Regions from separate parts of the Homo sapiens genome. Here region 2 is linked to region 1. A link is an interaction called in ENCODE POLR2A ChIA-PET data of the cell type or tissue named here. Cell type or tissue: PC-9. All regions are shown on one strand. Each heading gives the region's core, and the rest is flanking DNA. Links, peaks and the distances in the headings are about the cores only.

Region 1 (5,385 bases), core at 88-5,087:
AGGGGAAAATGAGTCTCACAGGAAAGCCTGACAAGTCAAGAAATGTGGGAGGGAGTCTGGGGACAGCATGGTTAATGGCCTCTTCTGACACAAGTGCACGAAGCTAGCAGAAAGGGTCCTGGGGAAACTGAGGCACATCCTAATTACCTGCCTTGATAGGGACTCCATGCTTCTATGAATGAAGACTGAGCCCACCTGCATTTTTCCTTTTTCGTGCTCTTACAACTCATCTTCAAGCCTGTTTTCTCAAAACCCACTCCCAAGCTAGATGTTATCTCTGCCAAAATTATGAAATTATTTGTGGGAATCTAAAATCAGAATTTCACATTTTAAAAAACTTTTATTTCTAATGAATTGTTTGTATTTGTTTTTGTCTCTTCCTTTGGGCCTTGAAATCATCTTGAACATGGATTCTGTTGCCTGGCAGATGAGCTGTCCCCAACAGCTGGGACTCAGGGGACTTTCCTCCAGGTTAACAGCAGTGGACTTCTCAGCACCCTTTAGGTCGCTGTTGTTTAATCAACTATCAACGTCTCCTTACACTTTAATTCCTCCCTCCTTTGTCAAGTCAAACACTTTGAGGAAATCACACTGCCTGTGTCCTTCTGATCTACAGGTCTCATGGCCCCATCAAAAATTCAATGAACTTGTTTGGTTGGATGCCTCCTTTATTACTTTTAAAATACAACAAAGCTGTCAATAAATTATTCCATCATCGCTTTTCAAGGTATCCATATTAAATGTAGCAGTCTAGAACGCTAAATTCATTGCCTTGACCTTTCTTATATAAAATACGGACATTTGTGTGTCTCCAGTGTTCAGGCATCCCTCTTTCTTTAGTGGAATTCCTCAGATATTACGAAAAGTGGTGATTATATGAAATTTGTCAATTAAAGGTACCAGGTAAAGGATTTTCAGGTGTCCAAGCACACGAATGAGGTTGTGGGCACCTTGCGGTGCGTCTGAGGTTTTGGCTCTCCGTGCCCACATTCCTGCAGTGCGTCTGAGGTTTTGGATCCCCGTGCCCACATTCCTGGGAGCGGCACTCAGTGGCAGCAGTAAGATCCAGGCCACCTCGCGGTCGGTTCCCAGGATGCCCCTCTGCCTGCTCCTGGGGAGATCACGGGAAACGAAGGGCGATTGAAGGCGTCACACCCTGGTAGGAATTTTCCAATATAAATCCAGTAACTGTTTCCATGATGGCCTAAAAAAGAAGAGTCTGGAATCAATTTGTCACTTTTTCTGTGCCTCCCCAACTCTGACTTATTTTTTTGATGGGTCGTTTTTCATTATGTATTGATGGAGGATTTGCCTTTGTAGGGCAGTGCCGCACTAGGCCAGTGTACCCTGAGGCAAATGTGCACCTACAGAGAGATCAGTCCCTGCATTGCAGGTGTACAAATTATGAAATCGGGCCCCTCCCATGCTAACAAGGGTCTCATCCTGTAAGCAGTAGACTATATTTATGATATGTATAGCTTTACCTGCGTGGCGATTGTGTTTTGTAATTAGTATCGCTCCAAGTTTTAGCTAAATTTTTGAGGAACTGGGGACCTTACAGCATTATCTCATTACTAGGAAAAGCCCAAGGAATTTATACAAACACACCTACATGGCAACCTCACTATACCCAAATAATGACATCATTTCTATTTTTTTCTCTGTCTGATTAAATGCCTCTTCTCTTTTGTCCAACTCTTCTGCACACACTTTAAGGGGCTTTCCCTGGTGTGTGTCCTCTTTTGTTTAGCCACCCGGAAATTGAAATGCTTCAGGCCCTTTTCATTCTTACATAAAACCTTGGCTGCTTTTTCTCCCCAATATTTGGAAAAGTCGAGGTATCATGTGAGCTGCCAAGCGCACCGGGGTGGGAATTGGAAAGGATCCAAGGCCCTGTTATTTCTTCCCACTCCTTCCCAGCTCACTGTGAACTTCTTGCACCAACTCCTAATATTTGTAGAAGTTCTCTGAGATGTTTTCCCTTTGCACCCTGTCCCTTATACACTCAAAGAGTCGAATTCCAAAATTAATCACCAACATGGATTCAGATTAGCAAACAGCTACCATAGACCGACCTCAGGGAAGCCTTTGGAAATACCACTTCCCTGGTTGGGCACTGGACATAGACACAGCTGTGCAGACCTTGGTCTCACACTGATTGGCTGTTAGGCGAAGGGCTGAGACCTACCTTCCTGTTTTGATTTACTGGGAACAGGTCAAAGGGCCCCTGAAAAGTACACAACACTTCCCGTTTAAAATAGATCTTGGAAGACATTGAAAGAAGAAGGAAGAATGTGGGAATGCAATGGGACAGCTTTCTTTGATCCTAAACCCAGTCAGAATCTTAATTAGCTGTACATGGAAGACCACAAAAAGCACCCTCCCTGAGAGCAGGCCTCTCCCAGTGAAATGCAAGTTCCAGGAAATGACTGAGTTGTCCCATGTGCAGCCAAGTCCATCATGAGGTGCAGGGAGATTCTGAATGAGGAGCCTCGTCTCTATGTATTCTGAGTGAGTGAAATCGCTGGTAATTCAGAACGTGTCTGCAACAGAGAGGATTTTTAGTTGTGAATGATATACCATGTACTATATATACACATAATCGAATGGGAAAGACTGGCCTCCCCGCCTTCCCTTCTTGCTCTCCCCGTTTCCCACCCAAGAGGTCCAGATAGGATCACTGATGAGGATGGTGTAGATGAGGAGGGCACTCAGGAAAGAATCCAGGGACCTTCCAGCCTTGGCGGTTGAGCCAAGATAAAGGACTAGCAAAGAAGCATTGAGCAGCAGCTGCAAAGGGAGGGGAAACACGGAGAAAAGGAGTACAACCCAAGCCAGGCCATGAAAGCGTCTCCAATGGTCATTGCTGTCTAAACTATCGAGAAGTTGTGTGAGATGAAGATAGAAAATTAACCGCTGTGTTTGACCAGAGGCAGGTCCTTGCTGAATTTAACAAGAGTAATTTCTGTAATGCATTGGAAAGCTCCATTTGACAGACATTACATAAAAAGCTCAGTTATTCAAGAAACACGCATGCTCTTTTTTTGCAATGGTGAGAAATTTAGAAAAAATAAATCTGATGTGGCCTTCGAGTGCACGCCAGATCATGGGACAGGATCTCTGGCTGCCGTACCTGCCTCCCGCCCCCGTGGGACTTGGACAGAGCATGACCAAATGCCAGGGCAAACCCTGAGGCACCTAGGAGAGGAGACCACACAGAGTAAGGTAACCTGGGGCAGGAGAGTACGTCCAGGGGGTGCGATCCTGTCCCAGGCACGAAGCCAGGCTGTGTGGAGGGATGGGAGAGGGGACTTCCCCTGGGACGCTGCGTGATAACTCCCTGGTGTGATTTGTCCTAATTCTTTCATTCCATCTTTCATTCAGAGAGCATTTTGAAGCCCCCATTATTGATTACTGTTACAGATTCTGGGGATAAGGGGATAAATAAACCCACCAAAGCCCTTGCCTTAATCATATTCAGGTCCAGCTCTCTGTGTCTATCCATGTCGTGATGCAAATGAAGACACAGGAAGATGAAGGGGAACACAGACTCACCTGGGCACTGGAGTGGTGGTTTTCCACCTGGGATGTGCATTAGAATCACTTGGGTACTCAGCCCACGCTCTGACTGATCAAATCATTTTGTATCGGAGGTGAGACCCAGACATCAGCAATAATCCTCCCAGGTGATTTCAATGTGCAGCCAAATTTGGGGACGGCATTAGAGCTGGGTTCTAGAAGTGTGCTCCTAACCAGAGCATCAGCGTCATCCAGGAACTGTTGGAAATGCAGTTCCACCCCAGACCACCCCAGACCCGCTGAATTAGGACCTCTGAGGGTGAGGTCAGGCAGTCTGTCTTACCAAGCCCTCCAGGTGACCTAATGTGCATGGAAGTTTGAGAATCCCTGCCTTAGGGAAGCCAACTTTCTAAAAGCCAGGAGGACAGGCTGGGCACGGAGGTGTCTGTGACACCTCAGTATTTATGACACTGGGTAGAGTATCGATGGCAGCCCTGTGCTGTGAAGAGCAAAAGAGAAATGTTTCTGCCCTCAAGGGATTTATAGTCCAGGTTTGGAAATAATAACATGCAGGACCACTAGAAAGCAAGAAGCAGCGCAGAATGATGTGTGAATGGTGTGATTCTCTGGTGACAGAGGAGACGCTACAGAGACGATTTTTAAAACTTCACTGCAGCTTTTAAACTATTCAATGATAAGAATGTAATATTCCACAGTCACACTTTCTTTCCCGCAAAGTTTTGCAGACTTGCATTATTTTCTAGCATTGCCTGCTGTAAAAACCTGAGCCTAAAAGGAATTTTCCCCTTTGTAGGTGTCTTCCTTTTTCTTCTGGGATATTGGAAGAAAATGTTCATGATCTTCACAGTTTGAGTGAAGTGCAACAGTCTAACCGGGATGTGTCTCAGTGACTGGCCTCTATTTTCTTTTCTGGATAAAGGGATGCTGTTTTCATTTGCAGATACAATACTTCAGTCATTTCAGACTAATTTTTGTATTGTATCACATCTCTGATTAAAAAATAGAACTCAAAAATTCTTACGAGGGCTGGTCCTAGCCTTTTGTAACTATTAAAAGTTACTGGAGGTGTGGCCGGGTGCGGTGGCTGAGGCCTGTAATCTCAGCACTTTGGGAGGCCAAGATGGGTGGATCACAGGGTCAGGAGATCGAGACCATCCTGACTAACGTGGTGAAACCCCGTTTCTACTAAAAATACAAAAAAATTAGCCGGGAGTGGTGGCGGGCGCCTGTAGTCCCAGCTACTCGGGAGGCTGAGGCAGGAGAATGGTGTGAACCCGGGAGGTGGAGCTTATAGTGAGTGGAGATCGTGCCACTGCACTCCAGCCTGGGCAACAGAGCGAGACTCTGTCTCATAAAAAAATAAATAAATAAAAAGTTACTGGAGGTGTATAGAGTGGGAAATTACCACAGGCTGAAATTGGTTTCTTAGCTATGACGCCAAAAACACAAGCCGCCAAAGAAAAAATAGGTAAATTGGACTTGATCCAAATTGTAAAATTTTGTGTTTCAAAGTACACTGTCAAGAAAGTGAAAAGACAGCCCGTAGAATGACAGGAATATTTGTAAATCGTATGTCTAATAAGGGTCTAATTCAGGATATATCCCTCTTGCAATTCAACAATAAAAACATGACCCAATTTAAAAATGGGCAAAGAATTTGAATAGAAATTTCTTCTAAGAAGGTATACCAAAGGCCAGCAGGTACATACAAAGATGCTCAACCTCATTAGCCATCTGGGAAATGCAATCATAACTACAGTAAGATAGAATTTCACACCCACTAGGATGGTTATTATAAAAAAGATGGACAAACACGTGTCGGTGAGGACGTGGAGAAATCGGAGC
Region 2 (5,385 bases), core at 244-5,243, 60 kb after region 1:
GGCTTTTGTTCTCATGGGACTCCACAAAGATTGGTCTCCATAGTTCTCATTTTTAAAAAATGAATTAGTTTAAAGTTCACTGACTTGTCTTCATGGTAATATGTTAATGGGGATTTACTTGGAATTCATTCTAGATTCCCCACCTCCCCCATTCCTTCGAATACTTTATTATTGAAAGACATTTGTGCCTTGGGTGTCTGAGTAAACCCTTATCAAAGGGGCTAAGCTTTATTCCTGACCACACTGCAGAGCAGAAATAATCTCCATGTATTAATCACCTCAAGATCTTTAGGTGTAAAGTTTCATTTGAAGGATTTTGCAGGGATATTATATGCATGGTGAATGTTCCACTGGTAATTCTGGCCTAATTTTAGGGTTTTACAGTTGCTTTTGGTTATGCATGTTACTAAATTTACAAAATCTTTCATCTATTGCAAAATCCCAGGATGATTCTCACACAGAGGAAACTTTCTGACAAGTAAACATTTGAATGTGAGCCACTGGTAAGGCAATACTTCAAAAGAAAATCATTTGTCGTAGCTGACTTTTTTTTTTTTTTTTGGTCAAGATCAAACTGAGAAAATCTCCTTGAAGCTTGTAGGCTGGTCTGTGTCATGCAGCCTGGGTGTTGGAGGGCCTCCACCACCCCCCGCATCTGTGTTTACTGTCATTTCACCACCACTGGGTCAAATTGTAAGGAAAAATAAAACTTACATTAAGTAATGTTGTAAATACAAATAAAATCCATATAAAAATATGGACAGTGGGGATAAAAAGGTAAATATAAAGCAATGTAGGCAACTTCCCATTCATTGCAGCAAATAAGACCCATAACAGCATTTAGAAAATTTGCTAGATAGGAAAAGCAATTGCAAATTTCATGGGAATATTCAGGAGGAATAGTGGGAAGGCCAAACAAAAGCACTGTAGAAAAGAGGAGAGAGAGACACACACAGGAGACACCAAGATGAGTAGAATCTATGCTTGGCATTCAAGGAGCCCAGGGCCATCACTCAGCGGCTGCTAGACACACGCAGAGACAGGCCAAGGACACTAATCTCTGAGATTTGGTTGACTATGTTTAGACCTGGTCTCAGTTGTTATTTTAGTGGTTTATATGTCTTAAAATAGCAGTCTTTTAACTTTCCTCTTTAAATGTCAAGCTTGACTACTGCAGCTTCATTTCAAGGATCCCTTGTTGGGTGAATCAAAAATGTTTTAAAAAAGTCTTTCCCTTTTGAGCTGATTTTGTGAATATTCTCACATACTCTTGGGATTTTGGTTTCACCCCAGTTTTCTAATGACAGACATGTTGTAGGATTCTGCCCACACCCCCAGTGTGGGCTGACCTCTACAACCTGAACAATGACTCATCTAGGCTTTTCAAATATTAAACTAGCTTGTAAATCCTCTCTATGCCTAATGCCTCCACCAGCTCCTTGTCTGTGCCTTCACAAGTCATTAAAACTGTAAAGACATGAATTCTTGTTTTCTATGACCTGAAAGGATTCTACAGCACTAGCTATAGTTTCTAGCTATAACTTTCCACGCTGGCAAAGAGGTAGACAGTAACCATTTTATGAAAGGGGAACTAATGCTTTACAAAATGATTACTGTTTACTTCTTTGTCAGTTAACAGTATTATTAGGATATGTATTCAGGTAAAAATCTGCACTCCAAGCCCAGCCAGTCCATATTTGGCCCATCAATATTGCTGGAGCAAGCTTTTAACATGGCAACATATCCCACTGAAACACATGCATGGACTCTATTTAGGGAAGTTTTGTGAACTTCACCTGGACTCTCCCAGTTGCTAATAATATTGTCAGCTCATGGTGAATCACCCAGTACTCTCTCTCCCCTTGCTTGGCCCTCCCTTGGTCCTCCCCTCCCTGCCTTTACACACTGGCTGCTTATTTGTGTGCTGGGCAGACAAAGTCAAAAAGGACAGACACAGTCCCTGCCTTTAAAAAGCGATGGGAAGAGAAAGGGAGCATTGCCACACTGAGGAAAGGAAGCATTGCCACACCCACCATGGGGCCCACGCTGGGTGGGGAAAAGTTCAGGAGAGCTTCCTGGAAGAGGTGACATTGGAGTAGCATTTAGAAGGATGCACTAATCCCATGAATAAAGCCAAGAAAGGGCATTTCTGGACAAGAGAATGGCATGGAAGTGCAAAGCACTAAGAGGAAGGAAAGGACAAAAGATTACAAACTGCAAAGAGCTGCATGAGCTATTTTGCCTATGGCAGCTCCACTGGGTGGGCATTCACCTACCGTTGCTTGGGATATGGGGTTTGGTTTTTGCGTGGTGATGCGTGCCAGAGATGAAAGGGGTTTCCAGGGTCTTTGCTCTTAGTCTCGGGTGAACTGCCTTGTATCAGTACTGTCCTCTCTTCATAAGCATTCCTTGGGCTGAAACAACCTTGGCTTCTGGTCTCAGGAGCCTTTTCTCCTGGTGCAAAAGCCCCAGGCTACCTGGTTACAGCATCAGGATTAGATTGGCTGGTTTTACTGCAGCAGTGCTTAAGTAAATCCGAATGTAGGAAAATCACTGTTTTAAAGCAATGTAGTTTGATCAGTTAGAACGACACTGATCTTTTCCTTGTATGAACTTAGAATCTGATCTGTAAGATTCTATTCATTTTATGCATCTTTTTCAGGGTCAGTATTCACTCCTTCAACAGCTCATGAGCATTATAAAGAAAAATAACCTTCTTTTAGATGCTTTAACACAGTTTCCCAAACTTGCAACATAAGAATCACTTGGGATGCTTGTTACTTAGACAGATGACTGGGGCTTTCCCCTGGGAATTCTGATTTAATAGGTCTGGGGGTGGGCTCTGGGAACTTTTATTTATTTTTTAATAAGTATGCTAGGCAGTTCTTATTGTCAGGCTAGTTTGGAAAACACAGTGCACTTAGCCCGTGTTTTACTGGATATTAGGCAATAAACAAATACGTCTACTTACACCAGGCAAAGTATGCATGATGACATTGATGATGTACATTTCGCAGGTCAGGAAACTAAAGCTCAAAGGTAAGTGACTCACATAAGAGCACACTACTGGTAACAGAATGACCTGTCATCAAATCCAGAGCCTCTGGGTTCTGTTACATTACAGTCCAAATGATGGACGTTAAAATTGTAAGATCTGATTGAGGTTTATGTCAGGACTTGTAAAATTAACTTTTTTAAATTGGGCTTTATTTTAGGTTGTACTAGTTCAGTTATACATGGCTTTTAATGTAGTGATTTTATGGGGGAAAAGTTGTTTAGAGCAAGCCAAGCTAAATTTAGTTTGTTGCCATTTGAATTTATTAATTCAGAGATAGCTAACTCAGTTAAAATAGTTTTCTTTTCAAAGAAGGCTATATATTGTTTAAAACGTTAAGAGACCTAAGGTATGTAAATGTGTTTGTTTCTTTTCAAAATAAAGCAAACCAAAAGTAAATAAGTAAAACAAATCAGCTCACAAAAGTATATACTAGAGAATTATTTATGTCATTCAAATTAGTTTCTGTCCATAGTTATATTCTACAAACCCATTCTTTCTGATATTTGCTAATTAATACCAAATATTTAATTTACCTTAATTCATGATTCCTTCAGAACCAAATTGAAATTTGCCTTGGAGTTATTTATCAGAAAACAATTTGCTTAGCATATTGGTAGCATAAAGAGCTTCAAAAAAGATGTATAGATATATATATATATTTTCAATTTCTTCTGTAGAAACAGTTGCATGGCAAGTCAAAACACTGAGACAATGGGGACTGCAGCAGAGAAAGAGTTTAATAATCTTAGGACAGCTGAACAAAGAGATGGGAGGAAACCTCAAATCCACTTCTCCAAGGAATTCGGGGCTAGGGATTTTAAGGAGTTTGGAATGGACCAAGGTGTGGGGATTGTTGACTGGTCAAAGAGAGCAGGGTGAAGTCATGGGATGTGGGGATTGTTGACTGGTCAAAGAGAGCAGGGTGAAGTTATGGGATGAGGGGATGAAGAAACTGCCTTCTCATGCTGATTTGGTTCCTCATGGGGATTTTCACTCTGGTTGGCATCAGCAATTCCCAGTGGAATTCAGGGTCTGAAGAACATCTTAAGTAAATCTGAAGCAAAAGCCTTATGATTCCAATGTCAGACACGATTCCTATATAGGAACAATGAGGATGTAAATGGTCAGCATTGAGTGACCTTTAGCTACAACAAAGTGGACCAAAGTGCAGCCCGATGATGATTAATTATAATTATATTTCTGTCCAGAACCCAGTACGTAATTCTTGTTAACCCTGTGAGAACAATTTCACAAATAGTTGATTACAAATTGCTCTTTAGTGAAGACCCTGCAGAGCCTCTGCTTAGCAGCTGATGCTACGTACTTAAATATATTAAAATGACTTTTACAGTAAATAAAGGAATTATTTAACATATTACATGACACTTTATGATGTATTCACTGTGACTTATTATATGTATTTCTCTCTGATTAATTCAATGTAGAATAGTTTCACTAAGCTCTTCAGTAGAAGAGATCGCTTCCTAAACATGCAGCATGTTTCAGTCATGTGTGAAGCAGCTTTGGCTTTTTTAGATTAATTAGGGAAAGATGTGATTACAATAGTCATAGTTGTAGCTGCATTTATGCATGTACATAAATGCATTTACTCAGTTATTAACCCAATAAGCAGTTATTTAGTAGATTCTTTGCTAGGCCCTTGGGAGACAGAGAGAAGCAAGTTGCTGACCTTACATTCCAGGAGCTCAAAGTCTTCTAGCAGAGCCAGACAGGAACCCCACCATCACTCCACAGTGGGAAACCTCTGTGATGCGTATGCCCAGGATGCTCTCAGATCAGAGAGAAAAGTCGCTCACTCAGCTCAGAAGAGTTCAAGAAGGCTTTCAGGGGAAATTATGTTTTGACAAGTAAATCAAATGTTTACTAAAAATAGAAACTTCAAAAATTATTATTCATGATGTTTTCATAATTCTCTAGTTTGAAGACACAATACTGGATTGGTGGCACAATATTCATTTAGATGTGAGGCACTGGTCTGGTTGAAAAGTCAGTTGAATTTTATTATATTTTGTATTTTTTGTCCCTCTTAGAATTATTTAAATTTTTAAGTAGTTTTTTTATAGCTGTTTTTAACTTTACAGCAAAATTTAGTGAAAGTATGGAGAGTTCCCATAAAAAAAACAGGGAAATATCTGAACAGCAGCTTCACCAAAGAAGATACACAAATGACAAGTAAGTATAGGAAAAGATGATCTACTTCATATGCCATTAGGGAATTTTAATTTAAAACAACAAGAGATACACCTACACAGCTATTATAAGGTCCAAAACACTGACAATATCAAATGTTGGCAAGGATGTGGAGC

The links. ChIA-PET counts read pairs that join two places held together with the same protein. Peaks named below come from ENCODE experiments on the same cell type or tissue, not always from the same donor. Only the 100,000 strongest peaks of a DNase experiment are listed, where the experiment ranks them.
Region 2: POLR2A ChIA-PET joins it to region 1 with 7 read pairs; 2 of 35 experiments call an interaction of 5 or more read pairs at or near these places.

The regions. Positions count from the first base shown.
Region 1 is chr6:774,427-779,811 of GRCh38, forward strand. No RefSeq gene overlaps it. Among named protein-coding and RNA genes, the nearest start is that of EXOC2, 84 kb to the left of the region's middle. In PC-9, for the core only: no CTCF peak of the experiment used is centred there; no DNase peak of the experiment used is centred there; H3K27me3 peaks cover 326 bases.
Region 2 is chr6:834,594-839,978 of GRCh38, forward strand. No RefSeq gene overlaps it. Among named protein-coding and RNA genes, the nearest start is that of EXOC2, 140 kb to the left of the region's middle. RefSeq lists an enhancer at 4,560-5,109. In PC-9, for the core only: no CTCF peak of the experiment used is centred there; a DNase peak (open chromatin) is centred at 2,998; H3K27ac peaks cover 2,369 bases.